Linked DNA regions of Homo sapiens: region 2 is linked to region 1. Evidence: chromatin contacts called from ENCODE Hi-C or POLR2A ChIA-PET data. All regions are on one chromosome and are shown on one strand. Each heading gives the region's core, a stretch centred on a gene start or an enhancer-like site at or near the end of the contact. The rest is flanking DNA. Distances are from core to core; before and after follow the strand shown. Region 1 overlaps LOC105370500 (a long non-coding RNA gene). Region 2 overlaps LOC105370500 (a long non-coding RNA gene).

Region 1 (3,161 bases), core at 305-2,804:
GGTTTTTACTGCATCGTTTCTCATATGCTAATTTCATCTTTCCAATTATTTGCTAAATTCTTAATCATGTCTTATCCTTTTTTATTCCCCTCTTTGTATCATTTCCTTCAAAGTGATTGGACGTATAATAAAATATCTATTAAAAAATAGTAAATTGAGAAGTAAAACTTAGTGATGGCTTTACTAAGTATGTCAGTCTCTAATTCTTATAGCATTTTACTATGTTGAGGATGTAAAAAAGCAGATTGCAGAAAATATTATATCTACAAGCAATTTAAACGTTTTTAGCATTAGGGCCGGGAGCAGTGGCTAACGTGTGATCCCAGCACTTTGGGAGGCCAAGGCAGGTGCATCGCGAGATCAGGAGATTGAGACCATCCTGGCCAACATGGTGAAACTCGTCTCTACTTAAAAAAAAAAAATACAAAAATTAGCCAGGAGTTGTGGCATGCGCCTGTAGTCCCAGCTACTCGGGAGGCTGAGGCAGGAGAATCACTTGAACCCAGGAGGCAGAGGTTGCAGTGAGCTGAGATTGCACCACTGCACTACAGCCTGGGCGATGGAGGGAGACTCTGTCTAAAAAAAAAAAAAAAGGTTTTTAGCATTAAAGAGCTGGTACTGCCAGACAGTATGATTTACACCTGTAATCCCAGCACTTTGAGAGCCTGAGGTCTCAAGAGTTTGAGACCAGCCTGGGCAATACAGTGAGGCTCCATCTCTACAAAAAATAAAAAACAAAATTAGCCAGGCATGGTGCTACAAGCCTGTAGTCCCAGCTACTCAGGAGGCTGAGGTGGGATTGATCACACTACTGCACTCCAGCCTGAGCAACAGAGCAAACCCTGTCTCAAAAAAAAAAAAAAAAAAAGTTGGTTCAAAAATACTTTGGATATTTTTTCAAGCAATTGGACAGATGCAAGGTACAATTGGAAAATAAACCTTTCTTAGTCACATACTTATGATTCTTTCACTTAAATTTATTCTTTCGGGCCAGGCACGGTGGCTCAAACCTGTAATCTCAGCACTTTGAGAGGTCAAGGCAGGCAGATCGCATGAGGTCAGGAGTTTGAGACCAGCCTGGCCAACATGGAGAAACTGCATCTCTACTAACAATACAAAAATTAGCTAGGTGTGGTGGCGTGCGCCTGTAATTCCAGCTACTTAGGAGGCTGAGGCATGAGAATTGCTTAAACCCAGGAGGTGGAGGTGGCAGTGAGCCAGGATCATGCCACTGCACTCCAGCCTAGGTGACAGAGTGAGAGTCAGTCTCAAAAAAAAAAATAAATTATGTTTTCAGTTTATTTACTTACTGTTGCCATAGAAACAGGCTACACTGCCTAAACATTTTGAGTAAATTCTACATTTTTTGCTTAAGATGCCCAAGAGTCTCAACAATTAGATGATTGTCATTGAAGCAAAAAATGAAATCAGCCTCATTCAGTCCAAACAGTTTGCTCAACTCCCTAAACCTTATTTAACTTGATTGTGAGGTCACTTCCAGACACCACTGGGAGTTTCTCTAAAAGACCACTCACTTAGAACCACCCTGCACTGAAGGGAAGTGGTGACAAGCTGCTCAAGTAGTAAGGAAGAACTCTTGTCACAGACAAATTTGTCAGTGTTAGTCACACAACTAGAACATAATGTTTAAACGAAAATGTATGACATTGCTGGAAAGCTATGTCGGAAGAACTGCGGCCAAAGCAAAGAGAATTACAGACATAAGGAGAATTGCACTTTCATGACATGAATAACTTAGAAGACTGGTACATAAAAAAAAGCTCTGTGTTTTGTTTTCAGTTTGGTTTTCATAATTTAGTTCACCCTAATTGTAATCTATTTGATATGAGGCAAAATCTCTATTTTGAGAACAATGTTGTTACCTTAGAAAGGAAGGGTTACGGCATTATGCTGACATGCAGTTGGAAACATTTTTAGGATTTGGAATGATTTATTTTTTAGTATCAGACTATCTAAGCATAGCCTTTATCTAATCATAAAAACAGTTTTGGAATAGTGGCCATACCTCAGTGTCAAACACAGAAAACATAAGGCATAATCATAATCTAACAGTCACCCAAGTTGCTTTGAGGCCATAAACAGTAGTTTTCATCTCTGAACCTCAATTTTCTCATCTGAAAAATGGAAACACAAAATACCTTTTTTGTGTTTTGTGTAGTTTTGTTTTGTTTGTGTTGTGTTGTGTTGTTGTTGGGTTTTTCGTTTGTTTGTCTTTGTTTTGAGACAGGGTCTCGCTCTGTTACCCATCCTGGAGTACAGCTCACTGCAGCCTCGACCTCCCAGGCTCAGGCTATCCTCCACTTCAGCCTGAGATATCAAAGCTAAAACATGAAAAATGAAGAAGAGTTGTCTAAGAAACTTCTTAGTTGGCTAAGAGGGGAAAGTAGTTTAGGCAGAGGATCCAGCATTGAATTGATTTTGAAGTAGTGTCGAAAGGAAAGCCAACATGGCTACATTGTAGAGAGACAGGATCCAGATCTTGGAGGCTTTATAAAGGATTTGGCCTTTGTACTGAAGGTAGTGGAAAGCCATTTAAGTTTTTTGTTTGTTTCTTTGCTTTTTGGTTTATATATTTAAGCAGGGAAGTGACGTGATCACTTGCATTTTAAAAAGATCATTCTGGGCACTATGTACAGAATGGAGGAGATGATGGCGCACAAACACTGTAATATATATGTGGGTAAGCCAATTAGGAGGCAGCTGGAGGAAATGGATTGGGGACTGACAGAGAAGGGGGAAAATATGGACTGATTCATGAGATATTTAAGAAATAGGATCAGTAGATCGTGAGGTAAGGATGAATGAATCAAGGATGACTTTCAGATTTTTGGCTTAAGCTAATGGGTGGAGGCCATTTACTTAAACAGGGAATACTCAAGGAGGGGAAGGCTTGGGAAGGAGAATCGTGAATCATAGTTGATCATCACATGAATACACAATAAGCCAGTGAGAGTACTAAAGTCTCAGGGTGCAAATCACATATATATGTGTGCAAACACAGGTTCTCATAAAAATCATACTTACGGCTTACTCACTAAATCTTGCTTTATAAGTTCTGGATGATTCTTTCCTTTCAATAGTCTCTTCCAATCCTATTCATGGGCATTTCTGATCTTTTCAGACCAGGTCTTGGGTGTTGT
Region 2 (3,161 bases), core at 338-2,837, 34 kb after region 1:
AACATATACCCTACTGATGCCTGACTAAATGAATCTCGTGGCCCCATGGTTCTCTACTACGCTTTCCTCATCTAGGTTTTCCTCTTTGCCTTGGGCACAGTCAGTGGGTACGACAGACTTTTCGTCTGAGGTTTAGTGACTAAAGAGTTCATTCTGAATTAGAGCTGGACTTGGGAATTAGAACCAGATCTGTTCTTCAGCTAATTAGTCCATAACATAAGACAAAACTAAGGGCTTCAGTTTTTAAAAAATTAATGAGAAGACATTGAAGTCACTGGCAACAGGCTTTTCCAAAATATGTTCTCTTAAGCCTTATCTAATGTATTTTATAAAAAACTAAATATAATTAAGCTACATTTAGCCCATAACAAGCTCTGGCTTTTTTTTTTTTTGTTTTTTTTTAAACAGAGGGGAACATTTGATTAAATTACTATTCATCTGAAAACATTTGATGGGGGAAAAATCCATTAGATGCATGAAGACAGATAACATTGAATAGTTAATTGGAAACAATCACATGATGTAATACAGATAACTAAGGAAAGGGGTCTTGCATCTGAAATACATTTTTATGTGCTGGTTGCAATATATTTTATAGTCCAGTTGAAATTGCTGTCATGGAACTCTTTGGACCAAAAATGGAAGTCATATAGTGTATCACATTACATCTTCATTTTGGCTGACTCATTGTGTTGGCATGTTTTTGCTACAGATGAATGTAGAGATGGTTCACATCATACTTTAGAAAATATGTCTTTGGATAACAGAACAGAACGTGATTAAGGAGAATTCTGAATTATTAGGCATTAAAAAAAAACTAAAGGCATTTTCTTTTGGCCAATGAAAATAGCTTAGTGTTTTTTTTTTTTTAAAAAAAAAGAAAAAACAACAGGAAAAATATTAGAATTTGATGAGGGGGGTACATATTTAGGTTATTACCAGTTAGCTAATTACCAGGCAGAAATCCCCAGGTAGCAGATGTTACTTTTGTGAAAAAGAAAGCTTTTTTGTGTTACTTAGAAAACTTAATGAATAAAACAATTGCCATTGAAAAACCTAAATACGATTCTCCCTTAGAAACAAACTAATTGTGGGGCCTATAACCAGAGTCAGGAAGTTAGTGATAAAGTTAATGAAGACAAATGGCCCGGTTACCTAATCCCATCAATGCCTCTTCCCTGGAAACCCAAATGGCCTTGGGCCAAAGGGAGATCTGCTAATACTACCTGCAGAGAAGAGGTTTCCAAGCACTTTTCTAAAGTACTTTCCATTATTTACCCTACAGGAGATTAGGTGTGATGTGAATGCAAAGCAGTTATTTTCATTAATGAGAGCCACCCGTGACTCCCTGGACACCTTGACAGAGGACAAAGGCATGTTTCTTTCTCATGGTTTGAAGGAAATAAATTGTTTCCATCTGAATGAATCTGTACTGGCCAAATGTAGAAAGCAGTTGCATGTCCAGGGATAAATTCTGGCCTTTGCCTTCCTACTTCAAGTGGTTTTCCACCCCTTAATTTACCTAAATGAAATTTAGAGAGGCTGCTCCACACTTCCTCCCAAGGAGACAGCTTCTCCAGTGAGTCATGCAGACAGACACCCTCCAGCCACCAGGGCGTGTTCTCTTTTAAGCACAGACAGGGCGGCGTCTCAATGGCCTCCCACGTCACCGACAGTGACGGCAGCCCCCTCCAATTTCTTGGAGTGGGTTGCAGACTCTGCCAGGTGCCACAGCCCTGAGAAACCAAGGAACATGTCTAAGGAGCCTACAGAGTGGGAGGGAAATGCGGGTAACTGAGGACTGTTGCGCCTCACCTGTCTAACAAGAGCAGCATGTGTGCCCGTATGTGGGGGCGAGGGTTGAAAGGGTACTGGGCCTGGGGTGGGGTAGGCAGGTGGTGATAGTAAATGGGTGTAGGGTTTTGATTGCCTGCAACAGGATTTCAAGCCTTAGGCATTGTTTTTTAAATCCCTGATTTAATTAATTAATTAATGTATTTATTTATTGAGACGGAATCTCTCTGTGTCGCCCAGGCTGGAGTGCAATGGTGCAATTTCAGATCGCTGCAACCTCCACCTCTTCGGTTCGAGTGATTCTCTTGCTTCAGGCTCCCAAGTAGCTGGGATTACAGGTGCCTGCCACCACGCCCAGCTAATTTTTGTATTTTTAGTAGAAACGGGGTTTCACCATTTTGGGCAGGCTGCCCTCGAACTCCTGACCTCAGGTGATCCGCCTGCCTCGGCCTCCAAAGTGCTAGGATTACAGGTGTGAGTCATCGTGCCCAGCCTGAATAATTTTTTTTCTATTCTCCCAGGAGGGCTTGGATATAATCACTAAATTTTCTAGCTTTTAGAAGGTCATGAACCTATGGGTTCTATGGACAAATACTGTTGGATTTTATTTACCAGAATGCAATTAGATGATCAGATAAATTATTGGTTACTTTGCCAGTAACTATGATTCCCATGGGACTATTGCTTTTGAAATGCCAACATTTTAAAGCCTTCCAAGGTTCCTGCTGTGTATTAAAGAAAAAACTAATCTGACACACTTATTAAAATAGTAAGGCAGGCCGGGCGCAGTGGCTCATGCCAGTAATCCCAGCACTGGGAGGCCGAGGCGGCGGATCACGAGGTCAGGAGATTGAGACCATCCTGGCTAACACGGTGAAACCCCGTCTCTTCTAAAACTACAAAAAATTAGCCGGGCGTGGTGGCGGGCGCCTGTAGTCCCAGCTACTCGGGAGGCTGAGGCAGGAGAATGGTGTGAACCTGGGAGGCGGAGCTTGCAGTGAACGGAGATCACGCCACTGCATTGCAGCCTGGGCGACAGAGCAAGACTCCATCTCAAAAAAAAAAAAAAAAAAAAAAAAAAAAGTAAGGCAGACTTTGTTCAGGAGAATTGTAGTAAGAGCTTTGAAACAGAGAGATTGAGCTCAACTCTGAATATAATCCAGACAGCTGAGGTTTTATGGCCAGGAAGCAGAGTGAGGGGGTCAATGGATGGAAATTACTAAGAGATATCAAGGATAAGGGGATTCTTGCTAAACTAATAACGTAGGATTCTTGCTGAAGACAGGTCGAGGACTTACATGTCAAAGGTCGGGGATGAGGAACTTGATCAGATATTGAGGGGTGGGGATTCTCCAGGATTCTTGCTA

The links. A loop is a pair of places that touch in the nucleus more often than their neighbours do. ChIA-PET counts read pairs that join two places held with the same protein, here RNA polymerase II (POLR2A). Pooled maps may share reads with other maps.
Region 2: a map of chondrocyte shows a loop between it and region 1 (2.8-fold over the local background). The contact joins two enhancer-like sites. A Hi-C loop is called at or near these places in 3 of 168 maps with a recorded cell type or tissue (HepG2, chondrocyte and endothelial cell of umbilical vein) and 1 of 50 pooled maps. POLR2A ChIA-PET finds 5 or more read pairs at or near these places in 10 of 52 experiments (AG04449, H1, HEK293 and 6 more).

The regions. Positions count from the first base shown.
Region 1 is chr14:52,799,962-52,803,122 of GRCh38, forward strand. The region is part of intron 1 of LOC105370500 (a long non-coding RNA gene); the gene reads left to right. Among named protein-coding and RNA genes, the nearest start is that of GNPNAT1, 9.9 kb to the left of the region's middle. Within about 2 kb of position 1,555, at least 4 of the 41 ENCODE cell types and tissues checked have a DNase peak (open chromatin) inside an H3K27ac peak, as active enhancers do; they include PC-3, where a contact is called at or near this core.
Region 2 is chr14:52,834,029-52,837,189 of GRCh38, forward strand. The region is part of intron 1 of LOC105370500 (a long non-coding RNA gene); the gene reads left to right. Among named protein-coding and RNA genes, the nearest start is that of GNPNAT1, 44 kb to the left of the region's middle. RefSeq lists enhancers at 887-1,492, 1,493-2,097. Within about 2 kb of position 1,588, at least 3 of the 41 ENCODE cell types and tissues checked have a DNase peak (open chromatin) inside an H3K27ac peak, as active enhancers do; they include PC-3, where a contact is called at or near this core.